Regions from separate parts of the Mus musculus genome. Here region 1 is linked to region 2. Evidence: chromatin loops called from intact Hi-C (ENCODE). Cell type or tissue: gastrocnemius. All regions are shown on one strand. Each heading gives the region's core, and the rest is flanking DNA. Links, peaks and the distances in the headings are about the cores only. Region 1 has its middle 35 kb from the start of Zc3hc1. Region 2 overlaps Ahcyl2 (S-adenosylhomocysteine hydrolase-like 2).

Evidence for each region. Hi-C counts contacts between places; a loop is a spot of excess contacts. Peaks named below come from ENCODE experiments on the same cell type or tissue, not always from the same donor. Only the 100,000 strongest peaks of a DNase experiment are listed, where the experiment ranks them.
Region 1: a loop joins it to region 2, with 4 times the contacts of the local background. A loop is called at or near these places in 11 of 42 quality-filtered maps.

What each region holds. Positions count from the first base shown.
Region 1 is chr6:30,348,636-30,364,287 of GRCm38, reverse strand. No RefSeq gene overlaps it. Among named protein-coding and RNA genes, the nearest start is that of Zc3hc1, 35 kb to the left of the region's middle. In gastrocnemius, for the core only: a CTCF peak has its summit at 8,498; DNase peaks (open chromatin) are centred at 6,770, 7,461, 7,883, 8,388 and 1 more place; H3K4me3 peaks cover 692 bases; H3K27ac peaks cover 6,213 bases.
Region 2 is chr6:29,844,940-29,860,591 of GRCm38, reverse strand. All of the region lies in intron 1 of Ahcyl2 (S-adenosylhomocysteine hydrolase-like 2), which reads right to left. Among named protein-coding and RNA genes, the nearest start is that of Strip2, 64 kb to the left of the region's middle. In gastrocnemius, for the core only: a CTCF peak has its summit at 7,201 (motif pointing left); DNase peaks (open chromatin) are centred at 6,384 and 7,186; H3K4me3 peaks cover 391 bases; H3K27ac peaks cover 487 bases.

The sequences.
Region 1 (15,652 bases), core at 3,836-11,835, 500 kb before region 2:
AACAGCAATGGACACTGGCAAATGAGCTCAGGGTTAGGCAAGTGTTCTGGGGCTAGCCTTGCATTGAGATGGGCACTAGAGACAGCTGGGTCAGATGGAGACTTTGACTTAAGAGTTTGAGTTCAACTCTGTGGGGAAGTCTGTAGGAAGTTTTGAGCAGAGAGATGCCCTTCATGCCCAGGAAATGAATGCTGGTGCCTCCAAACGCAGCCTTGAGACAAGGCAGGGTCAGAGAAGGGAAGGGGAGTGGCCATGCACTGGGCATGAGCTGATGGAAGTGTCACGTGATCCGTTTGGATGTGAAAAGGGGAGTGGTGAGAAACGGGAGACAGCTCTGTCATTAAAGAACTTGTCACACACACACACACACACAAAACAAACAAACCCAGAAGGCCCTACATTAGGATTCCCGACACCCACACAAAAGCCAGAGGCCTTGATGCTGGGGATGTGGAAACAGGAAGATGCTGGCTGGCTGGTTTGCTTGCATCATTTATCTCCAAGTTCTGTGAGAGAGCCTGTGTCAGAGAAATAAGACGGAAATCCTCAGAGCTCTACATACATACACACCACACACACAAACGCACACACAGGCAAGGTCAGTTGTGGCCTTGAGGATGTGGCCTAACCAATCAAGATAGCTCAGGTGGAGAGATGGCTCAGTGGTACCTCAGGTCAGCACACACTGGGATCCTTTCACCTCCGCTCGAGTGTTGGAATGACAGACCTGAACCCCACTCTTAGCTCTTACACTTAGCGTGGTGATTGCTGTCCTGTGGCTAGATTGCTGTCTAAACATGGCGTTCTGAAATCCAGAGTGGAGGATTCAGTGCTGGGAAGCCATGTTCCATATGTAACCATGAGCATGTGGGGTCCCACCCTGTGGAGCCAGCCCTCTCCCCCCACCTTTAGGTGGGTTCTAGAAATCAACCTCAGGTTTCTAGCCGCACCTTCACCTCCTGAGCCGTCTCACTGGCCCTGCTGTTTTTCGTTTGCTTGCTGGCTTGGCTTGCTTGCTTGCTTGCTTGCTTGCTTGCTTGCTTGCTTGCTTGCTTGCTTGCTTGCTTGCTTGCTTGCTTTTTATGGTTTTCTACCAACTGTAGTGTGTAATGGGTGTTTTGTCTGCATGTATATCTAGGCACCACAGGCACACCTGGTGCCTGTGGAGGCCAGATGAGGGTGTCTGATTCCCTGGAATTGTGTGCTGCCATGTGAGCACTAGGAACCACTGAGCCATCCCTTCACCTTCTCGGCCCCTCTGGTTTTGGTTCCTCTGTTTGACATTGTAACCCAGCCTGGGCTGTTTTCCCTGTGTGAGTGGGCATGACCTTGTCCTCCTGAGCCTTCTCCTTCAGCTTCCCAAGAGTTTGGATCCCAGGAGTGCACCACCACACCTGGCTGATTTGATTCTTTATAGTTGTGTGTGTGTGTGTGCATGTTCATGTGTGTGGCTGTACATTCGTGTGTTTGTATGTGTAGAAGGCATAGGACAACCCTGGATGTCACCTTGAGGAACTCAGTCTACTTTGTTTGAGCCTGAGTCTTATCAATAAGGCTAGATTAGCTGCCAGCCAGCTCCAAGGATCCTCTGTTCCATCTCCCCAGAGCTGGGATCACAGGCACACATCTGCACCCAGCCGTGGATTTTAGAGGATTAAATCCCTGTCCTTTTACTTATCACCTTATCACGAACACACTTTTTTATCTGATCTGTTTGCCCAGATACTTCCGAGTTTTTGAGAGCAGGCTCTGGCTCTCTCTAATAACCTAGACTGACCTTAAATTCAAGATCCTGACTTGGAGTGCTGGGGTTACAGGCATAGCCACCATATCTGGCTTGAATTTTGTTTTTAATGTCCCATTAAAAGATAATTATTTCTTTTTATTAATTTAGTGCTGTGGTTTGAATGGTTTTTTTTTTTTCTCTCACCCAAACATTCTGAGACTAGGAGAGGTTCCATTGATGGAAGTTGGGCCTATAGCAGAGACTGACGCTTTCCTCATAGGGTGAATTCTGGTTTTCCTGGGACCGGTATGGTTACCACAATAGTACTTTGTTTAGACTTTGTCTGGAAGGCTGGTGATGTAGGCATCTCAGTTGAAGAGTACTTGCTTAGCATGCATAAAACCCCAAGTTTGGTCCTACAACATTGCAAAAACCAGACATGATAGTGCATTCCTACATCCAGCACGTGAGAGGTAGAGGCAGGGTCAAGGGTTCAAGGCTACATAGAGCATCCCAGACCATCCTGAGCTATATGAAACCCTGTCTCAAAAACCCAAAACGGTGGGCTGGAGAGATGCTTTAGTGAGTAGAAGTGCCTGCCAGGCCTGCTGACCTGAAACCAATCCTTAGGCCCCACAGAAGAGGAGACAACAGATTTCTTCCATATGTGGATGGTGTTATATGCTTACTGCACACATACATGTACACAAAATAAAATGATTTTTAACAAATTAAAACAAAACAAAAAAAGGTTAAACTTTCAAAAAAAAAAAAAAGGCCAGGTGTTGGTAGCACATGCCTTTAATCTCAGTACTTGGGAGGCAGAGGCAGGAGGATTTCTAAGTTTGAGGCTACAGAGTAAGTTCCAGGACAGCCAGAGCTACACAGAGAAACCCTAAGCTTTTTGGGATCGCTGTCTTACATGTCTCCCACTAGAAACGCTGACTGTGCTCTTAGCCCTCAGAACTGTGGCCTTTTTTCTTTTCTTTCTTTTCTCCCCCCTCCTTTTTTGGTTTTCTTTTTCTTTTATTTATGTATATGAGTACACGATTGCTGTCTTCAGACACACCAGAAGAGGGATTCAGACCCCTTTGCAGATGGCTGTGAGCCACCATGTGGTTGCTGGGAATTGAACTCAGGACCTCTGGAAGAGCAGTCAGTGTTCTTAAACACTGAGCCATCTCTCCAGCTCTCATTTATTTATTTGTTTGTTTATTTATTATTTTATTTATATGAGTACACTGTAGCTGTACAGATGGTTGTGAATCTTGTAGTTGTTGGGAATTGAATTTTTAGGACCTCTGCTCACTCCGGTTGGCCCAGCTCACTCAGTCCCTGCTCGCTCCAGCCCAAAGATTTATTTATTATTATACATAAATACACTGTAGCTGTCTTCAGACACACCAGAAGAGGGTATCAGATCCCATTACAGATGGTTGTGAGCCACCATGTGGTTGCTGGGATTTGAACTCAGGACCTCTGGAAAAACAGTGTTCTTAATCACTGAGCCATCTCACCAGCCCTTTTTTTTTTGGTTTTCTTAAGACAGGGTTTCTCGTCGGGTGTGGTGGCACATGCCTTTAGTCCCAGCACTTGGGAGGCAGAGACAGACAAATTTCTGAGTTCGAGGCCAGCCTGGTCTACAGAGTGAGTTCCAGGACAGCCAGGGGAACACAGAGAAACCCTGTCTTGAAAAATTTAAAAAACGAAACAAAACAAAAGACAAGGTGTCTCTGTATAGCCCTCGCTGTTCTTGAATCCAGTCTGTAGAACAGAGACCCACCTGCCTCTGCCTCCTGAGTGCTAGAATTAAAGGCGTTTGCCACCACCACATGACCAAAAAGCTTCTTTCTTTATTAAGTACCCAGTCTTGGGTGTTTTCTAACAGCAACACAAAACAGACTAATACATTTATTACCCACAAAAATAATCCTATAAGATTTCCCACTTTATTAATTCTATTGGGCAGTCTTATGGGATGCTGACTAACCTCTGTTTGTCTTCTGGGTAACAGCTCCCAGTTCCCCCTTCTTTGTTTCCCAGGTTTGCACCTTCTTTCACTGTCCTTAGCCCTAGTGAGAGTCAAGGTCATCCAGACTCTCTTCTCTCCATCCTCCCAGCCCTGTGGTTGACCTGCCAGGGTTGGCACTGGAGCCTCTAGGAGCCTCTGTTTGGCAGAGGTCGGGTGTCTCATGCAAGCTGATTTGCTTGCCTAGGGGAAGACTGACGCTCGAAGATATCTGATCCCTCACTCTGTCATAGCTGGAGTGTGGCAGACAGTGACACTCCAGTCCCTCCCTCCCAACCTTCTGCTCTTTCCATTGCCTTGCAGCCGGGAATAACTCAGGCCTCGTGACTCTGTGATTCTCTTTTCCCAAGCCCTGAGCTGAGCTCTGCCTCGGTAGAAAGGAGGATTGTGTTGCCACGGCTCATAAAACACTAGTTTCCTAGCTCTTTGTAGATTTTAGCCAATTGTAATAGACTCACCGAGTGGGACATTATTTTCAGGGGCTTTCCACATTTGGTCATCACACCCGTAGACAACTGGGACTGCTTCTCAACCCAGCTCTTGACTATTTTCCACCCAGCTCTGTCTCAGCAACAAAAACAGCTGCTTGTATGGCCTGACCACCACCAAGAGCTCAGACGCTTCCTCCTCAAGCTTTCCTAACTATTTTTAGTTCCTTTCCTATTCTGGGTTTTCTTTGGCTTTATAGAGCCGTCATCTGGCCCGCTGACCCATGCCTTTAGGAGAGAATGCTACACTTGAGCCCTTCATTGAGAGGCTGTTCTTTCCATCTTTAGCCCATGTTCTCTTTTCAGTGCCTCCCTAACTAAATTGATTCATGTAGCTGAAACCAATGGAGGACCAGGAGACCGTGCACAGGCCTCTGGGTAGGGCAGTGAGGTCACAGGGATTGAGGGTCAGAGTGTTTTAATCCGTTTATTGACCTTGTACTCGATGCTCTGAGCTGTCTACCCAGTACATCAGTGAGCTGTAGAGACGAAAGTGACCAGCAACCAGGGGGTAGAAGTCGGAACCAAAATGCCTAGGACTCCAGATTTATCTACCAGGAAGGCCTTCACTACCTTCAGGAAGAAGTCAAGACCAGACATACACACACACACACACACACACACACACACACACACACACACACACACACACGCGACCCTTTTCAAAGTCTGTTCAGTTCCAGGCCAGTCCTGTCTAGCCCAGTAAGAGCCAATAGAAAGGAAGCTGCACTGTAGTCCCCACAAATGAGGCAGCTCTGTGGCCATCTTAAGAGTCAAGGCTGTGTCTAGAATGTGCTTCTCGTGCAGTGTGAGGGAGGTGGGGAGGACGGAAGAGCAGTGCTCAGCAGGAGGACACTGGAAAACTGATCTTACTCGTTTTTTCAGACATTTGCCTACACACGAGGCCTAGCTTCATCATTAAAGCCCCATATAATCACTATTCCTTTTCACAAATGAGGATGCTGAAACATAATACTTTGCTCAAAGTCACTAGCCAATGAGGGCCAACATTCAAGTTTGGACCATCTGTATCCAAAGTCTAGCCAAGGTTCCACAAAAGACAAGACATATGCATGACAATGTTTATATATTTCTACTTGAAATAAATTGAAGATAACCTAAACATCTGGTAATTGATTACAGAGTATAGCTTGGGAGACTATCATTTAAATTATTGAAATGATTATTGTAAGGGCCAGGGAAATGGCTCAGAGGTTAAAAGCATATCTTGATCTTAAAATGGACCCAAGTTCAGTTTTCCCCACCCACATGATCCATAACCCTGGTTCTAGAGAACCTGACACCCTCTGGTCATCTCTCACACCAAGTATGCACGTGGCACATCAACATACATGCAGAACACACACCCATATGCAGAAAATAGATCTAAAAAATAGTGTAGTCATTCACAGTGGCGGGCGCATTTAATGTCACCTTTCAGGAGGTAGAATCAGGTGAAGCTGTGTGTACTGAGGCCAGTCTGTCCTACATAGTTCCAGGATGGCCCACATACTGAGACCCTGTCTTACAAAACAAAACAAGAAAAACATTGCCTCAAAAAAAAAATCAAAGGACTATTATTGTTTTTTTTTCAAAGATTTATTTATTATTATTATACATAGGTACACTGTAGCTGACTTCAGACATGCCAGATCTCATTATGGGTGGTTGTGAGCCACCATGTGGTTGCTGGGATTTGAACTCGGGACCTTCAGAAGAGCAGTCAGTGCTCTTACCCGCTGATCCATCTCCCCAGCCCAGGACTATTATTGTAATGTAGTTTATTCATATAGTGGAATGATACTCAGAGTTTTTAAGTTGCTCTTTATCTAATGTGGGTCAAAAACGTGTGTAACTAGAGTGATCTGTGTTCTGTAGGTAACTAGACATCCAGGAAAATGTGACGTATGAGGTAGTAAATGGCTAGAAAACTTAGAAAACTTCCCCTTTATGAGAGCCATAGCATCTGCCCACTTTCCAAAAACTTAGGTATTTAGTCCAGACTCAAGGTCAGGTTAGCTATAGTGTCAAGCTGTAATACTAGCAGTACCCACTAGAGCCATTAGGTGCCGCCAGTGCTTCACATTAAACTCCAGCTTGCCTTTCAAACAACCACGGACCCACCGCCACCAATCACTGGGGGACAGGCCCTGGGCGACAACTCTCCTTTCCAAATGGTTCACCCTCATTTCTGCATCATTTTTCGGGTGTTTTGATTTGTTTTGTTTTGTTTTGTCTTAGAAAATGTCTCACTTTGTAGCCTTGTCTGGTCTGGAAATTTTGTCAGTGGTTCTTAACCTTCTTAATGCTGTGGCCCTTTTAATACAGTTTCTCGTGATTTTTTTTTTCTTTTTACATGACTAATTAATTTTGCTACACTTAGGAATGGTAATGTAAATACCAGTTTTCCGGTGGCCTTATGTGACCCCTGTGAAAGGGTCACTTGACAACCCCTCCCACGTTGGGTTGCAACCCACAAGTTGAGAACCTCTGCTCTATTTAGACTAGATTGGCCTCAGACACAGAGACCCACCTCCATGTGCCTCCCTAGCGCTCTTATGGAAGGCAGACACCACCTCGCCAGCCTCGCCACAGCATCTGGCTTTGTCTTGTCTAAGTCAGTGTAGACTGGAAGTTGGGGCTGCCTGCTTTGTAGCACAGACCAGTCCAGTGATAGGAAAATGGACAGCATGGAGGTGGGTGCCCAGAGAAGAGGAAAGAGAATGTATTTAGTGAAGATCCAGAGAAGTGGAGGATGCTCTCCTTTTTTTTTTTTTTTTTTTTTTTTTTTTTTTTTTTGAGACAGGGTTTCTCTGTATAGCCCTGGCTGTCCTGGAACTCACTCTGTAGATCAGGCTGGCCTCAAACTCAGAAATCCTCCTGCCTCTGCCTCTCGAGTGCTGGGATTAAAGGCACTCCTGAGGATGCTCTCCTTAAAGTTCAGGGCTAATCCCTTGTATCCAGCATTAGAGACATTGTATCCACCATTAGAGGCGTGCAGAAATGCCTAAAGACCAGACTGACTGGGAAGCCAGAAGAGAAAGCCACAAGAGGAGACGAGCCACTGGCAGCCACCTTGCTCCACATGGCTGCACTGACGCCAGTCCTCCCAAGGTGTCACCAACACTCAGGCTGAGTCACTCCAAACCCAGCCCACAGAGTTAAGCCAGTAACAAAACCTGGAGGACGTGGCCACAGGGCCAAGGGCCAGAGCAATGTCATCACGGGCAACCGTGCAGCTCGGGCCCGGCAGATGACCCTTTCCTTGTGAGCATTCCAGGGTGTGTGACTGATGCTCACTGACCCCGATTCATGGCGGCACGGAACACAAAGAGGTCATTACTGCCCCTTGATCCACCGGGGAAACTGAGGAATGGAGTGGGGAAGCAGCTTTGGCCCGTGAGTCAGTGGTACAGGTCATGAGTTCATTACCACCCCGTCAGGTCAGTCAGGTGCCTATGAAGCCACACTTCCCAACCAGAAGTAAACATGGCTGTCCAGGGCCAGGGAAGGGAGGGCCTTCCACCCAGTGCCCTTTCCATACCTGTCCAGCGGTAGAACCAGACACAAAGTTGCAAAGACTATGGCCTGACTCCCTGCATTCAGCCAAGGTCAGAGTGGGGAGTGACAGCCAAGACGGCACACAGGTTGTGGCCAAGCCAGCTCAGAGTCAGTCGGGATCTGGCCATCTGGACTCAAATACTGGATGCCCTTGTTATCAGTCTGTCTTCTGAGCCAGCTCCTGGGGCCTCTGCTTCTTGATATGTAAAAGGGGCAGGAGTAGTCAGTGTCTATGTCAAAGGGCTGCTTAAGAGCTAAGGGACCTGATGTTTGTTACGTGGTTGCTAAGCAATCCTTAGCTGCACACCTGGCCACCCGTGTCTCCAGGCTGTAGGGACTTTTGGGTCTGAGGAAAAGAAATGGGCACTGGGCTCAGGCAAAAACATCCCAGAATGTCTCGCTAGCTCATCCTTGCTATGGGAAGGATTCTTCTCGCCCAGTGGCTCTCCCCCATCAGCAGAGGTGCTGGTACTTCAGCTCGATGCCCAGTTTTAGAAGCATCGGGAAGCAGCATCTTGGGCAACCAAACACCAAGTGAGATAACCACATTCTTGCCAGCCTCCTCCAGCCTTGGCTCAGGGCCCAGCAGGGCCACCCTTAGGAGATGGTGCTAAGAAGACAACAGGCAAGCTAATTATAGGCCCGGCCTGCTGGGCTGTGGACACTGCCTGTTTGGCCTGCACGGCTTACCTGAGTCATCTATCCTGCGGCCACTTGAGCCTGGATCTGGACTAGCAGGCCACAGGGAGTCAGGAGCGCCTTCCCTGTGCTCAGTCTGGTCAGCTGCACCACTTCCTGCCTCTTTTCCCCTCAGAAAGCCAGTTGAGGCAGGTGAGCACCCCAGATCAGAGGCCAGAAGGCCTAATGCCTACTGCGAGGTGAGCACAATGCTGGGATCCCAGAGTCTCTGGAAAAATCACTTCACAGGTCAAAGTAAAAGGCATAGAATGAACAGGGCAGTGGCCTCCTCCTTCCACCACACGGTCCACACCTCCATCCTCTCCCTGAACCTTACTGGTCTGCAGGGGCCCCAGCTCTCTTGCTCCTCAGTGGTCAGCTGTGATCTGGGCTCAGTTCCCATAAACTTAGCCCAGGAATTTTTCAAAGTAAAAGGAGGGCAAATATGGGTGCCGTGGTTCAAAAAATCAGTCTTAAAATCACAACAGAGTTAGAAAACATTCTTTGAGGCGTTAAAAATGAGGATAAATGACAAGAAAGTCCCCAGCTCTTTGGATTTAGTGCATTAGGGAGGCAAGGGTGTGGCAGGAGAAAAACTGGGGGTACCCTCTGTGAGGGGAATGTTTGCACCCATAGCAGGGCTCATCTGTGCACTAGAAGGCCAACATGGAAAGCTGTGAACCCAGACTCGGGAGGCAGAGGCAGAGGGGTCAGGAGTTCAAGGTCAGCTTTGGATAAGTGGTGAGTTCAAGGCCAGCATGGGCTACATGAGGTCCTATTAAAAAAAAAAAAAAAAAGCCAAAGGGGCCGTGAGTGAGGTCGGGCAAGAAACAGGAAGTGATGTGGGTGGGTGCTGTTTTGTTTTGCTTCTGTTTTTGAGAGGGAGAAGGAGAGGGAGAGTGTGTGTGTGTGCCAAAAGCCATAGGTCTCCTAGAGCAGGAGTCACAGGAAGTGAGTTGTCTGACATAGACGTATGGGATTGAACTCACGTCCTTTGGAAGAGCAACACTTGTTCTTAACTCTTAAGTCACCTTTTCAGCCCCTAATTTTTTTTTTTAATTTAAAAAAAAAAGATGTGTGTGTGATTGGAGGGGTCTATCATGGCACAAGAGTGGAGGTCAGAGGACAACTTTGGAGTTGATTCTGTCTGTCTACCTTTAGGTGGGTCCTTGTCATAACAGCAGCCATCTCACCAACCTGTTCTCTTGGTTGTTTTTGTTTTTGTTTTTGTTTTTTCCCCTCCCTGTTTTATTTTAGTTATCTATCTATTTATTTTGAGACAGGGTTTTTCTGTGTAGCCCTGGTTGTCCTGGAACTCACTCCATAGACCAGGCTGGCCTCGAACTCAGAGTGCTGGGACTTAAGGCATACAACCCGGCCTTCCTTCCTTTTTTTTTTTTTTTTCCTGACAGGGTCTGTATCTCCCTCTGTAAGCCTGGCTGACATGCCTCTTGCTATGTAGTGACTGTAAGGCTGGACTCAAACTCAGAGATTCTGCCTGCCAAGCCGCCCACGAGCTGGGGTTCAAGGCTTGTGCCCCTTCACCCTGCCTTGTGTTTTGATATTTGAGACAGGTTCTCTTGTAGTCAGCTTTAAACTCTCCATCCTCCTGCCTCTACCTTGCAGGTGCTGGGATCACAGGTATGTACCATGATGCTTGTCTGTTTTAAGGGAGCCATCCTTTTGGGGTAGGAATGAAGTTCTCTGCTCCCCAGGAGAGTAGACCACCAAGCGCCTGCCCGAGAGCTTTGCCTGGCCTCTCTCCGCAACTCCCACAGCACTAGAGGGTTGGTGACACCCTCTGCCATCTGAGCCTCAGCGCTCCTGTTGCCGCCCACAGCCCCTCATGCTTTCTACCCTTCTTGAAGTGAGCCTGATTACAGACTGCCCCCCTGGGGGAGGGAGCGGAGGGAGGGTGGAGGGAGACCTAGTTCTGGCCTTGCTGACTAAAAGAATGACCTCAGTGTCATAATGACTGGCTTTCTGGTTAAGCTGCCAACCTGGGTGCCTCCCCACTCTGGCCTTTAAGATAGCTCCACACAGGATGATTGTGTCTGTCGGCAGAGAGCAGTTGGGCTCCTGTAGCAGGAGTCCGTCAGGAGATGGTCCGGCCTCACCCTCAGTACCACCCCATTAGACGGGGCTCATAATGGAACTCCCCAGGACAGAACCCTTCATTTTTTTGTTCTTATTTTTTGGTTTGATTTGTCTAGACAGGGTTTCTCTGTGTAGCCCTGGCTGTCCTGGGTCTCTTCTCTGTAGACCAGGCTGGCCTCAAACTCCGAGATCTGCCTGTCTCTCTTGAGTGCTGGGATTGATTAAAGGTATGCTGGCCTGGCTCCAGGACAGAACCTGGGAACCAAGAAGTCTCTTACCACTCTATAATCTGAGGGGAAAATCAGGGCACCGAGTCTACGTATGACTTTGTACATGAAAACACTCTGCCAGTTTAAAAGTGAGATTGGCAGTAGATGCCGTCCATACCTGTAATCTCCATGTCAGGGCCAGCATGATGCTCCACGCAAGCCTGGAGACCTGAGGTCAGCATTCAGACCCCAGTATGGGTTGCAGGGCACCCTGCTCAGTCTTTGGTTTTGGGGTTTTTTTGTTTTGTTTTGTTTTGTTTTTTCTGTGATAAGCCATTCTGACTGGAAGCCTCCTGGGGAGGAAAGGGTTTATTCATCTTACATCTCCATCTCTGAGGGAGGTCAGGCAGGAAAATGAGACAGAAACGAAGCAGAGGTGAAGCAGAGGTCGGAAGGAGCCCTGGTAACTGACTTGCTCTCCCTGGCTTGCTCAGCTGTTTTTATAATACAACCCGGGCCTATCCGCCCCCGGATGGCACCATCCTCCGAGGGCTGGGCCATCCTCCGTCAGTTAGCAATCAAGAAAATATCCCCACAGACATGCCCACAGGCAAGCCCAATGCAGTCACTTCCTCGGTTGAGAGTTCTCCCAGGTGTGTCAAGTTGACAATCAAGATTAGCCACCACACTGTCACAACAAAATCAAAAGCTGAAGGAAAGACTGGGTCAAGAGGAGAAGACAGGTAGCCTGGAAAACAGAGACTGCAGGAAAATCGCCCCGAGGAATCTGAATGAGAAGCAGGCCATGGGCCAGGAAGTGGCTCAGGACATCTGAAGCCATACATAGAATGTGACAGGCAGATGACCTTTTCATTGGGATCAGGACTGTGCCCCACCTTTGGACCACTGAACCAGCAAGCCACCCAGAGAGATGGCAGCTTGTCACAGATGCCAAAACTGCCATGAATGCTACTGTAACGGGTTATCCATTCCTGGCAAGAATCTAGACAGCCTTTGGGAGATCTGATCTGTGCCCCTCCAACTACCCAAGCAGGAATTTAGTGCCATGGAGGTGATCGTGGGGACATCCTCCAGTTGTTTCAAACTCCTGACTCTCCTCAGCCTTGGAAATGCTGAGATTACAGTAAGACCCACCATGCCTCACTAGCCCCAGCCCTTTGCTGTTCTGAGGAATCCCAAATGCAACGTTCCCTGTGTTCTTGGCTAACCCAGTGATAGCCAGTCACCATGAGGCAGCTTACATCCACCTCCCTGGCTCTAACTTCAGCTCCTACTGGCTGACCTTGCAAACCCCCAAGCTACTGGGGAGTCAAAGCCACCACATCTCCACAGGCTCCAAGAAGCAGTGCTCCCTGTCTGTATGGTGATGACCCCTCCCCAGTTTAGTGCCAAGCTTGTCAGTTGCCTCAAAATTGTAGGAGCAGTTGATCTAGCTTATGATCCCTACCCAACAAGGTATGTCCAACCCATAGCCAAGGGTTTCATGTACCTCAGTATAGCTAGGAATGAGACCCAACACAGAATCATAAAATTACTTAAAATATTAAAAGATTTTTAAAATTATTTTTATTTTATGTGCATTGGTGTTTTACCTGCATGTATATCTGTGTAAGGATGTCCAATCTTGGAATTATAGACAGTTGTGAGCTGCCATGTGGGTGCTGGGATATGAACCCTGGTCCTTTGGAAGAGCAGCCAATGTTCTTAGAGGCTGAGCCATCTCTCCAGCCCTGAGATGTTTTTATTTCTTTTAATGTTGCAACTCAGTTTTCTGATTCATGAACTTTATAGGCAACATCATGTCATAATGTCAAAACATTGGGACACCTGGCTGACATTGAACTGAGACCAAGAACCTAGAGAGAACCGGGTCTCCTACCCACTCAGCCCTCCCCAGCCCATTCAGCCCTCCCTCTTTTCACAGACACCTGCCCACGCAGCCCTCCCTCCTTCCGCCCAGATCCTTCCGCCCATTTCCTTTGGCACCTGAAAGCAGTTTTTGTTCCGTGGAGCCAGGGCAGGCACATGTGCTGCCTCTAGCTCAAGAAGCTGCTGCTCATCGGTGTTCTACTATCAGCAACATCAATCTTAGTGCTTTTCCCTCGAAACAAAGTTACTGGGTGTCCTAGAGGTAAATGCAGTTTGTACCGGAACAGGATTCTGATGAGAAGTTCGTTTTGATCTTCTTCAGGGCACATGGAGAATCTGACGACTGAGTTTCTTCAGAGCATAGTGTCACATCAGGGCTCAAGGAATAAGTGAGACAAATTGAATGTGGAAAGAGGTGACTGCATGAGCAGAGCATGATGACCTTTGACCTCAGAACTCAACTGCCAGGTCGGCTATGTCCTCTGCATCCCTACACATAACCAAGCATTCAGCACATGCCTGGCCCAGAAGGGCCTCAGAAACTGTGTGCTAATTATGTGAACAAATAATATGTTTACAGTTACCTGCAAGAGTTTGGGGGTGTGGCAAAGTTCGTGGTGCAACCGTCACATTGAAGGAACTACTTTGAGGGACTGGAGGTGTAGTTGAGTGGAACACTGAATGTTGACCGTATCTACGGTACCAGGTCTGATCCCCCAACACACACACCTACACACACACAAACACACACACACACACACACATACCCCACAACCAAAACAGCAACAGTAAAATCCTACTTTGAGACCCAGTGGTACTGTTGTACATCTTTGATCCTAGTACTCAGAAGGCAGAGGCAGGTGGATCTCTGTGAGTTTAAGACCAGCCTGGTTTACAGAACGAATTCCAGGATAGCCAGAGCTATACACTGAAACCTTGTCTAAAGAAAAAAAAAAAAGGAAAAAAATGTCCTATTTTGAAAGTGCCCTGGAGCCCTGGATCCTGACAGTGTGTGGCTTTCACCTGCAACCTCAGTACTTGTGAGCCTTGAGGCAGGAGGATCATGAATTTGAATTCAGCCTGAGACTACTACATAACAGAAACTCTGGATCATATTCTGGTGGGAGAAAAACAGAAAGAAAAAAAGAGATGAGAGAGGAGGGAAGGGGAGGGGATCTGGAAGGCTGCCCCCTGCAGATAGGAAGTATCCAAGCCAAGTAGGAAGTAGAAGGCAAGACCAGCTCAGGGCTGGGAAGGAGAAATTTGGAGTAAGTTTAGGCAAAGAAATGATGAAAGCTATGTGCCCAGCAAGTGTATGGCCTAGCTTTCTTTTTGTGTGTGTGTGATTTTTTTCGAGACAGGGTTTCTCTGTATAGCCCTGGCTGTCCTGGAACTCACTTTGTAGACCAGGCTGGCCTCAAACTCAGAAATCCTCCTGCCTCTGCCTTCCGAGTGCTGGGATTAAAGTCGTATGCCACCATGCCTGGCTGGTGGCCCAGCTTTCTTAACAGGACTTTTTTTTTTTTTAAGACTTATTAATTAATTAATGTGTGTGTGTGTGTGTGTGTGTGTGTGTGTGTGTGTGTGTATGTGTGTGTGTGTGTGTGTGTGTGTGTGTGTGTGTGTGTGTGTGTGTCTGTCCTGCATAAATACCTGCCTGCTGCCTGCAGAGACCAGAAGAAGGCATTGTATACTCTGGAACATTTGAATCATGTGGATACTGGGGATTGAACCCAGGACCTCTGCAAAACCAACAAGTATTCTGTTTGTTTGTTTGTTTGTTTGTTTTTTATTTTTCGAGACAGGGTTTCTCTGTGCAGTCCTGGCTGTCCTGGAACTCACTCTGTAGACCAGGCTGGCTTCGAACTCAGAAATCCGCCTGTCTCTGCCTCCCAAGTGCTGGGATTAGAGGCATGTGCCACAACTGCCCGGCCCAACAAGTACTCTTAACCACTGAGCCACCTCTGAAGCCCATTAACAATACTTTTTTTTATAAGATTTTTTTTTTTTTGAGACAGGGTTTCTCTGTGGCTGTCCTGGAACTCATTCTGTAGACCAGGCTGGCCTCAAACTCAGAAATCTGCCTGCCTCTGCCTCCCAAGTGCTGGGATTAAAGGCATGAGCCACCACTGCCTGGCAATAAGATTTTTTTTAAATATTCATTTATTTTATTTATATGAGTACACTGTATTTGTCTTCAGACACAGCAGAAGAGGTCATCAGATCCCATTACAGATGGTTGTGAGCCACCATGTGGTTGCTGGGATTTGAACTCAAGACCTCTAGAAGAGCAGGCAGTGCTCTTAACCACTCAGCCATCTCTCCAGCCCAGCTTGTTTGTTTTTAACAAGATTCCATATATATGTATGTTTCATGTCTGGTAAGGCCAGAAAATGATCATCTGGAACCAGACTTATGAATGGTTCTGATCCACCACATGAGTGCTGGGAACAGAACCCAGGTCCTCTGCTACAGCAGCAGGTTCTCTTAACCACTAAGATGTCTCTCTGGCCCCAGTTTACACTCTTATTTAATGTACAGCCCATATCCTAATCCTGTTAGTAGTAGCAATGGTGTCCTTCAAAGCATTTCCCCTGGCACAGGGTTTAGTCCAGGTTGACATGCCACATTTAGTTGTAACTAGTTAAGCCTAGGTTGACATGCCACATTTAGTTGTAACTAGTTATTTAGTCTCCCCTGAGCCTGTTTCTCATTCACTTTTCTTGTTATTCTAGACATGTGATCTTATAAAAGTTTATTTTTGTTTAGTTTTGTTTTTGTTTTTTCCGAGACAGGGTTTCTCTGTATAGCCCTGGCTGTCCTGAAACTCACTCTGTAGACCAGGCTGGCCTCGAACTCAGAAATCCGTCTGTCTCTGCCTCCCGAGTGCTGGAATTAAAGGCGTACACCACCACGCCCAGCAATTTTTTTATTTTTACTTGTATATGTATGGGTGTTTTGTCTGCATGTGTCT
Region 2 (15,652 bases), core at 2,887-10,886:
CCCTTTTTTAAAAAGGCTTAAAAGATAAATCTTACCTCAGATATGCAACACCACCTCCCTGTGCCAACCATACACACTGGCATAACAGCCACATGTGTGTGCACACAGACAGGTAGGTAGGTGTACATACTGACCACTAGAGGGGGCCAGTCACTCCTCTGAGTTGCCCCTACATAGCCTAACACTGTCATGCAGAAACCCAGCTGCTCTGTCATCACAAGGTAGTGTCATTAAACTGAGCTCCTTGTCCTATAGTCTCAGCTGTTGGAATCCTGGCACCGACTTCGGCTCTTTCTAAGGAAACAGACCGTACACTGAGAATGGCTCTCAAGTTCTCACTAAATTCAAGCCCCCTTCATCTTTTTAATATACAAGAGTATTAATGAGAAACCACTTAATATAGTGAGTTATGCAGTTTCTCAATAACAAGGGTTTACTATTCACCGATAACAAACGTGGTTAAGTGGGGCACCTCTGGTGGCTGCATCAGTACCATTACACTGCTCTCTCACAGTCAATTCTGTAAAACAATGATCTGCCCTGAGAGTTTCGGTACCTTGGCAGGATCTTCCAAGATTTACCTAACTTTCCTACCTTATAGAAACCAGAGATCTTGCAGGCACCCCTCTTCTTCCACTTGAGCACTGTCTAACACCGAGGCAAGGGAAGAAAGTGGCTGGTAGAATGGGTAACTCACCACACGCCAGAGGGAAGGATGAAGGCTAGACAGGAGGGGAGAGAGGGAATAAGCAGCTTGCCTTGGGTGGTAATGGCCGCCGCAGTAAGACTGGCAAACAGGAGCTTAGCCTCACCTGGGCTTTAATCCCAGAGTTGCTATTGACAATGTATTTCTTCTTGCTGCTCAGCATAGTGACGCTACCAGCCAGCAGACAGTGACATTGCCGGCAATAGGACACCTCTTTGGCCCAAGGACCCTTGTGGTAGGTCTTTTAAACTTTCCTCATCAGCACTTCTGTTGGCTCTGGTTCCAGCTTGCTTCTATTTTTTTTTTTTTTTCCCTTTTGAGGGAGGTGGCTATCTCTGAAGCAGCTCCAACAACCCTTTCAGCCGTCCAACAGGATTTAATAATGAGGCAGCTCTGTTAGCAGCTCAGCGGCCATTCCTAGCCCTGGATGGTTTGCTTTATTATTTTTTTCCTAACACATTATTACACAGCTCCTTTGACCTTAACAAGTCCCTAGGTAAGGTCCAACATGCATGCATACATCAATGGCTCATTTATATAACCAGTGCACTTTTTCCTGATATAATTAACTTGCTCATTAGGTTCCCTTTTAACTTTACCTCCTCCTTTTCTATGTCAGATGATTTTAGTTAACCTCACCTCATTAGAAAAAAATTAACTACAGAGCCACCGAAACAATGAGGGAATTTATAAAGAGAGGAAGAAAAAACATGAATGATGTCAAGTGGTCAGGAAGCCCCATGCTACCTACACTCTGCCCTTGGGTTAGCCAGGCAGGGGACACTAGATTTAGCTCTATCACCAAGGAAATCAACTTTCTTTTTTTTTTTTTATTCTCAATTATTTCCTTAAAATTTATTTGTATATTTATTTATACACAGAGTCTCACAATGCAGCTCAGGCTGTCCTGGCTGCCTTAGTTCCCCAAATGCACCACCATGACTGAGTTTGCATATTTTCTATGCTGGTTTCTACATTCAGTATCTAGTTTTATCTCAAGACGGAAGCTTATTTAGTACTGAGTGATCCCATTCACTTTTTACTTAAGAAGAAGAGACAAGGCAAGGCATGTTTTGGCTGGAGAGAGGGCTCCACGGTCAAGAGTCCTTGTTTTGAAGTATGGTGGGGGGAGATAAGGTGGAATTCTCAGTACCAAAGTAAAATGCTGGGCGTGGCCGGGTGCACTATTACCCAGGCACTCTGGTGTGGAGTCAGCTCCTAGGAGCTCACTGGCCGGCCAGCCTAGTGGAGATGGCGAGCTTCCATGCTTCTGGGTCAGGGAAAGACCCTGTCTTAAAGCAACAGGCAGACAGCAATAAAAGCTATCCAATATCCTTCTCTAACTTCTCCTTCTATACACACGGTGGGTGTACATATGCACATATGTTGAGTACGCACACCCAATACATTGATGTGCACATACACACACACACACATACAAACTCTCTACACAATTAAAAAAAAAATGTTTCCTGGAAGGTGTGATCACAAGGGAGAATTTATCACTGAGGTCCCAGAATCACAGTGACCTTATTACATGCCAAACAAAGATTTAACCAAATAGAGTAAAACTCTCTTATCGATTCTGATTTCTGAAAGGAACCCAAGGAATGCTACACTAGGTGCCTGCTATAGATTTGGGTGGGGATATGATTTGACAGTGAGAAGAGAAAGAAAAAAGAGGAGAGGAGTAGAGAGGGAAGGGAGGGAAGAGGAGGAGAGGACAGGAAAGGGGAGGAGAAACTGCTTGTCGAGAGCAAGAAAGGCCAACATAATAGCTTGTTTTGCAAAGCTAGTCTTTCTTTCCAGGGAAAAGAAAGTGTTCCCTGATTTCTCTGAAGAGGTGATGTGCTAATGCGTATTGCAAGCCCACAGGTTATTTCTATTAGTGTATGCAAGTATCTTTTAAAAGATGTTTTACTACATATATTTCATGTGGGGGTGGGGAGGTGGTCAGAGGACAGTGTGGGAGCCAGTTCTCTCCTCCTACGTGGGCTCTGAGGATCACACTGAGGCCCACCCTTGACAGCAAGCATCCTTACTTGCTGAGCCACCGTCCTGGGCCAGGTACAATAATCCACCAAGTCGGCATTATTATCTTAATTTCACAAAAAGCAAGGTGGTGGTATTATTATTTAAGCCGTGATGCTGGGAGCTGAACTTAGAGCCTCTGGCACTATAGGCAAATATGCTTGCCTGAGTTTGATTTCAATTCAGTCTCCAGAATTCATGTAAAGAGAGCCATCTTGGTGGCCCAAGTTTTTAATCCCAGCACGTGAGAGGCAAAGACAAGCAGATTCTTGGGGCTCGCTGGCCAGCCAGGGTCACTTACTTGGTGAGTTCCAGGCCAGTGAGTCTCTGTCTAAAAAAGAGGTAGTCAGTGCCGAGGAACCACAGCCAAGTTGTCCTCCAGCATCTACACACACAGCACCACAACACATAAAAATGTGCCAAAATAAGGGTACAAGAGGAATTTGGAATGCAAATAAAGAAAATATCTAATAAAAAAAAGGGTACAAGAAGGTTTTGAGGGCTACATAATGATACACAAATCTAAAATATTAATATTTCTATTCTTTTAAGGTAAAAACTCATAACCTAGAATACACAGATGCCTAAAAGTGATGCATAAAGTTTAGGTTTTATTGCCAAGCAGAGATAGTTCAAATTCTCCTAAAGAGTATTTGATTTCCAAACCAAATGAGCAGTCTAAATAACTCTTTACCTACAAAAAAAAAAAAAAAAAAAGGATTACTTTTGCCCAAAGAATACTGCAGCAAGCTGGCTCTGTACTCAAGAAGGTTAAGCAACCAGAGTCCACATGGAGGACTACCAAGCACTGCAGAGAGTGCAGGAGGAGAACACTGAAACGTGAAACCCAGCAGCACTTACTGCTGTCCACACGGGTCCAGAACAAGATGCTTTACCTGACAGGAGGGCCCGAGGGTTTATCAGGGAGAATAAAATACGGTAGTAAATCTTTCCAGAGTGAGCCCTCCAATAACCCAGCATCTTAACTGCCTGGATAAAGGTAAGAAATTCCTTCATGTGAAAACTGCTGAGGAGCAGAGGTTTCAGCAGGAATTTCCAGTGACTGATGGAGTGTCACCTATGAGGTCTACCTTGTCATTTACTGAGCTTGGGGTTTCCATACTCTGTCCTGACTGTCCTACAAAGGCCCAAGACATATCAGGAAAGAGTATGGCCTGAATCCTCCATCAATCTCAGGGCACACACGACCCTTTGCTGGTGATTACTAACAATGGGCATTGGGTGGCAGGGTACAACTCTGCTCTATGTTCCTCCAGAAAATGCATGTGAGAGGCCTCTGTGTCCTTCAGCAGCAGAGCCATTGCAGTAGTGAGTTCATTACATTAATCTACATACTGAAAAGTAAGGCAGACATTTGTTAAAAATTTCTTGACATTTTGTCTGCACGTTGGATCTGGCTCCAGAGTTTTTTATTGGAGATTAAAAGGCACTTCTACAGTTTGCAGGTGAGATCTGAAAATCTATAGGCAATGCACCAGAGGTGCATAGGGCTAGCTGCTGGCTAAGCAGTTATCAGTGTCACCTTCAGACCAGATCAGAAGCTAATGACTTGGGCAGTATCTGAAAGAAAGCCTCAAAAGTCGAAGAAAGAACAACTGAGCTCATGGCATTACTGAAGATAAGCCTCTCTCTTCTGGTCTGCACTTCTTTCCTACTGATTAAAGAGATTTTCCTGTCTTTTTGTGTGTGTGTTTTGTTTTTTTAAATAAAGGCCAAATGAGAGAGATACATCAAAATATTTAAAATGCCCTCCATACACTAGGAAGCCCTTGGTCACATGCCTTAAGAAACAGTCCTAAGTCCCTTAGGAGAGCTTTCTGTCCACATAAGCAGAGAGGCAAAAGGAGCAGTCTCGGGAGAAGCTCTTTTTGAGCAGACATGTTATCTGGGGACAACGAGGAGGACTGCTCTTTACACAATGTAAATTACGAGAACCTTTGTTTTGCTCTGGAGTGGTATGGCTGTGTCCAGTAGGGTTCTCCTGTAGTACTCCTTTTCAGAAACGAAATTTAGTGTCTCGCTATGGTCCCTCCTATAACAAAACCAAATTTCCTACTCTTTAGGTTATTACTAAGTTGCTGGAGATTCAAAAACAAAGAACAAAATCAAAACACGAGTTAAAAACCTAGCCAGAGAATGAAGAGAGTAATTTCCATTAGTCCAAGTCACTGCATTTGAAATCGTCTTACGAATACAACTGCTTTCCATCAGATATCTTTTAAATGAGCGCAATACTAAAAATTACTAAAAACAATACCAATAGCATCTATAAAAATGACATACATAGGCTGGAGAAATGGCTCAGTGGTTAAGAATACCTGCTGCTCTCTCAGAGGCCCTGGGTTCAATTTCCAGCATTCACATAAGATAGCTCGCAACAGCCTATACCTCTAGGTCCTGGGGATCTGTCATCCTTTCCTGGAATCAGCTGGCACCTGCAAACCTGAGGTGAGCATACAGACAAGCAGGCACACACACAGATGTGAAAGAAGCAAATCTCTTTTTTAAATGACAAATTGTCACCATTTGTTCTGAGATAGGACCAGCTAGAGCCCAGGCTAGCCTCACAATCACAATATACAGGTAGAATTTTCTACTGTGCCTTTGTTACATCTGCTATATACTTAATCTTATTATTTTAATAGTTATCTCTTTAAGTCCCTAACTCTATAAACTAAAGAGAATTTAGAATGCATTATAAAAGTTTAACAAGTTTATAATAGGGAAATACATAGACAGGGTCCAAGAAGTCCAAGGAGTTATAAGAAACCAGTCAGGACACTAAGGAGTTTTTTCAAATCAACAGTTAAGGGACTGGTGATAGATCATCGAACAGAAACCCCTGCAGCCGAACTAGATATATTTCCCAGAAGGGAGAACTGACTCCTGCAAGTTGTCCTCTGACTTACAAATGTGTGTTGTGACAGTGAACACCTCCCCTCATAACAAAATGTAATTAAGAGAGTTTTTAAATCAACAGCCGACTTGCCACTCTTTGTTTTTGAGATAGGACCAGCTAGAGTCCAGGCTGGCTTCAAACTCACTATGTCGCTAAGGCTGGGCTTGAACTCCTGAGTTTCCGCTGCTACCCTGCAAGTGCTGGGATGACAGGCCTGTGCCACCATGCTTCACAAGGTTGGTTTTATGTGCTAGTTCTTATTAACAAATATCAACTTAAAATTATTTTACTAAAACTATTTATCAGGCAAATATGGTATCTGGGAACACTGTATGAAGAGAAGTAAAACTCTTGCCTTGTAGCAATACACTTGCTACAAGGAGCTGACTAAAAAAGACAGGGAAGGGAGAAATGGTTAGATTTTCTAGATACTGGAGAATGTAACATTTTATAAGTTCTAGTTTTGTGTCTTCCTTTACCCATATTCTTTTTTATTTTATACCCACGAAGCACAACTTAACATTAACTTTAAAGAGAATACAAAACAATCAAAGAACAATCCATCTGCTCAGTACATCAATCAGCATAGTAGGTCAGCACCCACCACCGGGCAGTCCGCTGCTCCGGCCTACCTGCTTTTACCTCCCCTTCCCTAGACTCTCTGGCAATTACCACACAGGAGAGACCCAGTGCACAGGAGGTAATCAGAAGATAGTGGCTGTTTGCCCAGCCTAGATCCCAGCAGTGGTCCTTGTCCTGTCAGAAGCAGCAGAAGGAGAAAGCAGCAGAACTCACCATCCACTCAGGCATGTGGAAAGCGGAGGTGCCCTCATTACCGTCCCACTTCTCCATAGTGCAGGCTTGGCTAAGGGATGTCCTGAAGCAAAATGGAAAGCTGGTCTGCAAAGGCCAGGGTTACCTGAAGACCACAGAGAACACCACAGGCCCAGTGACTCGGGGGTCAGGGGTTAAAAGAAGCTCTTATCTCTTTTCACAGAAGCTTCCTGTTCAGATCAAGATTCTGAGCCAACCACCTGGCGAATCTCTTACCAGCCAGCCTCAAAACCTCTGCCTACTACTCGGAATCAGAGCGGATGCAAAGCTCTGCACTGCAGTGCCTATAGGGCACTCTAGACCATCGCCTCTGTGCAGACTTCCTTCAGCAACAGGCTGGCTTTCTTCTGAGTATAAGGCCCTAGTTAACTTTCTCCCGCCCCCTCAGGACACGTCACTGCAAGTGCTGATACCAAGATCAATAAAGATCGAGGTCAAGAAGGCACTCCCCTTTCTTGAGAGCTGCTGATTTGGATCAGTACAGTAAACAGGCGTTTCCTTGAAATCGGAGTTCTTTATGGCTTTCAAGTTCAAGCAGCTAGAGAAGCTCCTGGTCTGCTCCCACCAGGGGGCTGGCACCACCACCTATCTCAAGTTAAATTCTTATTGCATCGGAGTTCAGATGAAGTCAGGAAAGATGTTTGGTTTTTTTCTTCCCAAAGCTAAAACTTGTAATGCTGAAAAAAGTTCTGGGACCACAGCTCCCTCTGCTGGCTCCCTGAGGGATGGCACAAGAAGGTCTAAGGGGCCTTTGTTATAGAAACAGCACAATGCTGACTGGAATGTTTCACAGAGGCTAGACAGAACTGCTCGCCAGCCCTTCCCACACACCCCCACCTCCCCAAATCCCGGTCCCAGTGAGGGCATACAGGAGACCCAGGGGTCTCAGACAAGTGCCGAGAAAGTCCAATGCTGATTTTCCCTCATGGGTCTGGGGTCAGGATGAAACAGGATGCCAACACAGTATCCTTTCCTATGTAAACCATCTGATTAGAAAGGATCCCAGTTGTTTCTGCATTATGTTCCCCCATATAAGCTTCCTCTTTTCTGCACATTTCTGAAATTTGTAAAGAAAACGTAACTTGAAAAAATGTGATTGATATACATATCTATATCTATATCTATCTATCTATCTATCTATCTATCTATCTATCTATATACACAAAGCAGATCTATCTGCTTAGTTCGAGAGGATGTTATCTATCCAGTAAGAGGCTGGGAACATAGGGCATGGAAACAAAGGCAGACAGATCTCTATGACTTCCAGACCACCTTGGTCTACACAGTGAGAGCCTGTCTTGAAAAATAAGAGAAGGGCTAGAGAGATGGCTCAGAGTTAAGAGCACCAACTGCTCTTCCGAAGGTCCTGAGTTCAAATCCCAGCAACCACATGGTGGCTCACAACCACCTATGAAGAGATCTGATGCCCTCTTTTGGGTTGTCTAAAGACAGCTACAGTGTACTTACATATAATAAATAAATCTTAAAAAAAAAAAAAGAAAGAAAGAAAAGGAAGAGGAGGAAGAAGAAGGAGGAGGAGGAGACCAGAGAGATGTTAGACCTAGTGGTACATTCCTACAATCCCAGTGTTAGGAGATGAAGGCAAGACGATCAGGAGTTGAAGGTTATTTATTCTCAGTAACATAGTGAGTATGAGGCCAGATTCAAGAAAACAAGAGTACCACAAAAGGGCTGAGAGATGCCAAGGAATAAAGCAGTTGTCCACTGTGTGCAAGGCTGTATGTAGGTTCAGTCCCTGCCATAGGAAGCCCAATAACATAGACCTGAAACACCAGGGACTCGTAAGAAATTAATGCTAGTCATGGTGACACATGCTTATCATCCTAGCACTCGGGAAGCAGAGGCAGGCAGATCTCTGAGTGTGAGGCCAGCTTGGTCTACTTACAGAGTGAGTTCCAAGCCAGCTGGGGCTACATAGTGAGATCCCACCTGAAGGAAAAACATTCATTATTGCTATGTGTGTAAAAGATGTGTGTAGGGGAGTATTTGCCAAAGTCCGTGTGTGGAGGTCAGAGGTCAGCTGGTGAGCTGCCTTGCCAGCCCAGCACTATGCTAATCTCTGATGCAAGCTTCATTTCTTTGACGCTAATAATCATACTATAATTATGATTACAGGCTTCCCCCACTTAGGCTTCACAGTTTAAAAGAATGAATCCTTTGGGTATGGAACACAGGGAAGGATTGTAATACCTAGGAAGAGTAGCTGGAAGATGCCAGGGAAGGCAGAACATCAATAACTGACTAGCTAGCGGCCTAGAGCCTGTGAGTTGTATTACCTGCTATCTCCTGTGGTGAAGACCACATGGGTGGCAGCCATGAGCAGGCTGGTTTTGTAATCAGACAATCTTGAGTGAGATGCTGCCACGACTTACCCTCACTATCCCACCAGCTTTCCAATCTAAAAATGAAATAAAACTGCCATCTCCCAGTTTGATAGAGGCTTTGGGAAGAGAACATATACTGAGGCCTTAATGACACCTCATTAGCCACGCCCTTTCCTACCTCAGGCCTCTACTCAAGCAAAATGTGTTTAGTACCTTTACCACCTTCACCCTCACTTATTCAAATTCTCCAAAATTTGGCTGAAATAAGTGTCCTCATGAAACCTCCCCTAAAATGAAGAGTTTCTCTTTTGTTTAATGTTGCTCTTTGGCCACAGCACCATGCCTAGCCATCTTCATCACAACTGTTGCACCCGTGGGCTCACTCCTCATAGACTGCAGGCTTCTTAGGGGCTTAGTCAACTTTGATTTGACTACAGTGCCTGGCTTGCAGGAGAAGCCTAAGAAATGATAATGTAAGTTCTAAAATTCTGTGCGCTGTATGGGTATCTTATAACACTATAGGGAAAACTTATAAAAGTCAATATATTTAAAATGTTTATGCCCATTTTATAAGATTTGGTACATTATTTTATATCTATAAGGATTAATATTACTGACTTATTTCGTGGTGTGGTTTTGAAGGCATTTAATCCTTAATTATATTAAATCTGCAAGGATATATGATCTACTCTCCATTGCTTGATCCAAATCAATTATAAACCATTCTGATCTGTAGCAATAATGGAGCCTTTAAGAACAAAGCAAGGTCAAAAGTCTGTGTTACTGCTGAAGGGGAGCCCAACCCTTAGAATTACATGTCAATGACCACTAATTACCAAACACTCTTGTTTATATTCCTCACATAATGACTGAATAGACAGGGACGACTGCCTTTATGGTCATGTTAAACCATGGAAGCAAATGACTCTGAAGGGAACTAGAATTAGCAATACACTGAAGAAAATATATCATGTTGGCACCCTAAACATAACTTGTGTTTTCTTAGTGTAGGTTTAACTAAAGCAGACTTCATTTGAAAGCTACAGTGTTACTCCCCTTTCTGTACTGTCTCTACAATAAAAAAACAACAGCTATTTCGCCTAGACTTTAGGGCACATTAACTGACATGAACTTTGGAAGACATAAGAGACAGGTATATGTTAGAAACTTGATCCCAATAACTACCCTTCGTTATAATGTATCCTACAAGATCCATTCACAGCCAGAGCAGGAGTGACGCAGACTCCACACATGACTATACTACAACAGCATTTAGGTGAGGGGCTAGCAAGCTCAACAAACTAGACTAACTCTAGAAGCCATCTATATCACAACTCAAGAAGCTTGCTTTAATTCCAAAAACAGCTAAACATCCTGTATGCCAGCTGTGTTCCTACCAGTGGTGACTTCACAGAACAATCACAACCTCTGAGGCTATGCCAAATAACCCAAAGTCAGAGCAAGCACATGCTCACAGTGGAAAAGGCATCAAGGTAGGACTTCTGGAGGTCAAAGTCAGAAAGCACACACATAGAGAAGTCACTATGTGTACAAGCTTCAAGCATTTGGAACCTAGAGCCACAAGGCACAGGGCAATGAATTAGAAAATCCTCGAAGATTGTTCCTGTGACTTCCTATGTCTTGGGCAAATCACCTGATGACTCTCATGACAAACTGAGGGGAAAAGTGGACTATGAAAAGATCCAAACATTCAAGCCCAACATTCAGTATTTCTGATCCACTTAGTGTCTCTGAGGCCATAAGAAAATGCAGTCATGATTCTTTAGTCACAGAAGCTATTGGTTATTAAAGGCTAAAGTTCCTAGCCACCTGGGTTCAAAGATCAATCTACTTAGTTATGAGGTTGGTTTGAATTGGTAGGCCTCAGATGTCCCATACCTGGTTATGGTTTGGATGTGTCGAAGACTTGGTGACCAGATTGTGGTGACCAGCAAAGTGCTCATATGACCATGGATGAAAATCTGAAACCATGACACAAAATGACCTTCTCCTTTATAAGCTGTTTGTGTCAAACATCTTGTCAGAACAGGATGCTACCACGCCTCCTCAAGCTTGAAATGCCAATGATAGCAGGACTTGAGCCCTCCCTCCCGTCTCCCATCCTCACTCATGGGAGGACTCTCACCTCTCAGTTTCCTCATGTTCTGAAACTGGTGAAGATTTAACAGGCTTTAGGTTAGCTCCAACACTTTCTGGGCTATCATCAGGCAAACCAAATACTTTTTAAAGCCTTTGTTACCTCATCTGTTAAAACATGATAACAATACTATTCTTATAACGTTGGTTTTTAAAAAGGTTTTATGTGTGTGAGTATTTGCTTGTATATATGTACATGCACTGTATGTGTCCAGTGCCCGGGGAAGCCAGGGAGGGCAGCAGATCCCCTAGAACTAGAATTATAGATGGCGTAAGCTGCCATCTTGGTAGTGGGAACCAAACCTGGGTACTTAAAGGAGTAAGTGCTCTTAACTGTTGAGCCATTGTTCTAGGCCTTATATTTTTAAAATAAAGATTAATATGCATGTTTACATAAACCCAGTACCAGGAAGCTACACTGGCCTTAACCAGGTATAGCAGAGTAGCATTAGACTGCCTGGCCAAGCCTCTCCACTCACTGTGTAACTTGAACAATTACCTAGTCTCCTTGTGCCTATTTACTCCTCTGTTAAAGGGAAGTTTTGAGAGGATCAAGTAAGTTAATAAGTAAACAGCAGAGTAGGGCACAGGGGCGATGACTCACTGGGTAGTGAGCTTCCTGCCAAGCCTCACAACCTCAGCTCAATGTCTGTAATCCAAATATCCAAACGGTGCAAGGAGAGGACCCACCCCGGGAAGCTGTCCTCTGACCTCCATACAAGTACCACTGCACATATTTTACACACACACACAAACACACACACACACACTCACACACCCCAAACAAACAAACAAAATGATAAATGAAAACAAAACAAAAAAGCAGAACCAGACGTAGTGACCCACATCAGTAATCCCACAGTCAGGAGGCAGGGCTGGAGAATATGGCTAGGCTATATGAAACCTTGTATTAAAACAAATAAAAATGGTAAAAAGTACTCAAAAGAGCAAGGACAGCTGGATGCTCCTAGGGCGGTATGAACTTTACTATTATTGCTATTATTCCACCTGTGGAGGCCCACAGAGATGCTGAATTCACTTACATATACACGACTGTCAGTACCTTCTTTATTTTAAATCTCATCAAATCACTTTCTTCTTTATAATGCTCCAAAACTGCCTTACTTTACTCAAAACGAAGTCCCAAGGAGCATTATAAAGGAGCATGCCCGAAGCTCACTCGCCTGGTCGCAGCAGTACAGCAGCAAGACACAAGAGGATTCTTGTCTCAAAACAAACATAGAAGGCAAGAACTGAGTTTGGAAAGTTGTTCTTTGACCTCCCCACACATGCTATGGCAAGCATATATATGTGTGCACTCACATACCATACACATACACAAATAAAAAGGTTAAACATAGACTCAAGTCCACAAATTACTAAATAACCCCTGTCATAGTCCACATTAATATGGATATGGCAGTTGGTCATATTTGCTTATTTCCACACTAGAGTTTAAGCTCTCCCTGAGATTAGCGTCTTATTCCTGTATTTCAGGTGGTTAACGCTTACAAGACAAACAGTGAATGCAAGCTGCTGAGAGAAGATGATTCTAGGACAGGGACCTCAGAGGGAAGGAGAAGGAAAGGAGACAGGTGTGAGGAAGAAGTGACAAGGCAAACAGAAACAGGCATAACCAAGCTGTGACCAGGGAGGCAGCTGTGTACCCTCCTGCCACTTACTAATCCAACCAGGTCTCTCAGATAAGCAATTAAGCCGTTAGAGACTGCAGTACACTTGAGCACCCAGCTACTGTATTCCCTTCCTGTTACGTCTTTTAACCTGGGAGTGGAGTGTGGACTTAAACCCACAATTCTCCTGACATAGCAAATTCAGACATACTTAGGTCAGGGTTCAGTCCGCCTCAAACCTGCCTCCAAGAAAAGTCAAGGTTTATCTTAAAACTTCTGAAACCCTAAAAAAAACAGAATGAGAAAGAATTTACATTCAGCATTCTTATGGGATTGGGCACTGAAAGTGGCAGGTAAAAATACTGAAGTGTGTGGTTATTAAATGTCAAATGCATAGTTTTTACTATAGTCTTTCCTTTTAAATAAACTTTCTAGAAACATAATTTATCTACATAAAAAGTACACTGGCACACACGTTTAATCTCAGCTCTCAGGAGGCAGAGGCAGGCAGATCTCACAAGTTCAAGGTCAGCCTGGTCTACAAACTGAGTCCAAGACAGCCAGGGCTACACAGAGAAACCATATGTGACAAATACCAAAACAAAACAAAACAAAACAAAAAACAAATCAAAAGGTTGTAGCTTGATAAAATTTTAGAAGTCACTACACCTACATCTCACTCATAGATAAGAACATTTTCAATACCAGAGTTATCTAGGTTAGGGTAGCAGTGTAGCTTTGTAGTAGACTGCTCGCTGACAATGCACATGTGTAAGCCCAGAAGTCAGTATCTGAGAAATGAACAACTAACTTCCTTTAGACCCCACAGCACTGACTGATTTAAGGTAGAGATGAAACACCTGTCTGTGATTTTTTTTCTTTTTTTTTTTTTTTTTCCATTTAGATCAGGTCTAACTACATAGTCTTGGATGGCCTGGTACTGGCTGTATGGCAATTCAGCCTCCTGATTTCTAGGATAAAGGCATATAACATTACAGCCAGTTTTGTCTTTGCCTTTTAATAATACTTTGGGGAACCTTAAGTGTTTGGAAATCCCTTGTAATCAACATATATTAAGTAGCGTTTTTCCCTCAACAGTAGGGGGTGGAGACTGGCTCCAGGATGCCCTTCCCCCATCAAAATCTGATAAGTAAATGGTCTTGTATTTATATAGAACACACATCTTCTTATAATCCATCTCTAGGTAGTTCATAATAATTAATAAAAAGTAAAAGCCATGTAGCAGTTATACTGTATTGTTTGAGGAATAATGATAAGAGATAAAGTCAAATTATTCAGACACAACTTTTATTTTACTATCTTCGGTCTGCAGACGGTGAATCCACAAATGTATCCTTGGGGAGTACAGTGGTGCTGCTGAGAACCACTATTTGCATTATGAGACTAACAAGACTTAATGGTTCCAAAATTGCTGGCACATTTTCTAATTTTCTACATTAAGGATATACAACATTGCTCATCTATTAAGAGAAAAATAAATGTGTAGTAGACAAAATAATGCCAATAATATATTTACATTATTAGATATAATTATATATTAGCATGCAATATATTTATTTATAACAGGAGGAGAACAGGAGTAAACATAGAGAACTTTGTGGTGGTAAGGGGATGAAAGAATTACATCTAAAATAGGTCTCCCCTTCTACACTATGAACCATGAGACAATACATCAACGTGAAGGGAGGGGACTGTAAGAGAACTAAGCTGGTAGGTAAAGACACTGGTTTAATGAAAGAGAAGTGGCAGATAGTAATTGGAGGTAGGTAAGGAGCAGCCAAGCCAGTTTCTAAGTAGGGCAGCAATCTCTGCAGAATGGTGTGATAAAAACACTCTCAGGGAAGATGGCGCTGTGATACTTTCAAGGGAGAGTGCAGCAGCCAGAAATGAGAACAATTTAAGGTCAATCTTAAAGCAGCCAGTCTGGTTCTCCAGATTATCCGGAAGAAAACGAAACGACAGACATGAGAAATCATGGGAAGAAAGACTGAGCATGACGGCCACTTCCAATGTACTACTCAGTTCCCACACACTCTATCAACAGTCCTGATGTCTGTGACAAGCACTACTGTCATCCCTCTACCTGCCACTCTCATGTCAAAAAATGAATCCAATTACTTTGCAAAACTTCTTTAGTTTTTCAGCTCTCTTCATAACCAAATATACACAGTCCATAGAGTTCCACAGCAAGTCAACCAAGCATAGCCATCGTTAGAAAGTGGCTATGTCTGCATCCTAACATAAGCAATTACCTGTTTAAGAAACAAAAATAGAAGAAGTAAAAATTGTTGACTCCCTTTTTTGTTTGAGATAGGGTTTCTCTATTATGTAGCTCTGGCTGTCCTGGAACTCACTATGTAGACCAGATTGGCCTCCAACTCTCAGAAATCCTCCTGTTTCTGCTGGAATTAAAGGCATGTGGCACCTGGTATGGCTAGTAAATTGCTGACTCTTAGAGAAGATCTAAAGGGTTGAGGGATGCAGCTTGATGGTAGAGAACTCTTGCCTGGCACATGTAAGGCCCTAGGTACAATCCCCGCACTGCAGAAAAACAACTGAGGGAATTTTTTTCATAAATAAAATCACTTATTGTCTAGAAGCAAACTTCTGAAACTTGTACTCAAGTAAGCTATAATGTGCGTTGGGGGCTTTAAAATCCATGCAGACAAAATTGCAAAGCACACTGACTCTTGTTGTTTGAGGCAGTTACATTCCATGAAGCTGGCATGTGCAGTGGTGGTACACAACTTTATTTCCAGCACTCGAGAGGAAGACAGATGGATCTTTGATTTCGAGGTCAGCCTGGCCTACAGAGTTCCAGGACAGCTAGAGCTACACAGAGAAACTCTTGTCTTGAAAAACAAACAACACCCCCCCCCCAAACAAAACAAACTTTTTAAAAAACCTAGCATGAACACAGAACTTCCCAATAATGAAAAACTGCTTCTACGAGAAATACAGGGATAGATGCATGTGATCAACTAATAGATAACCTTGTTTTAGGAGT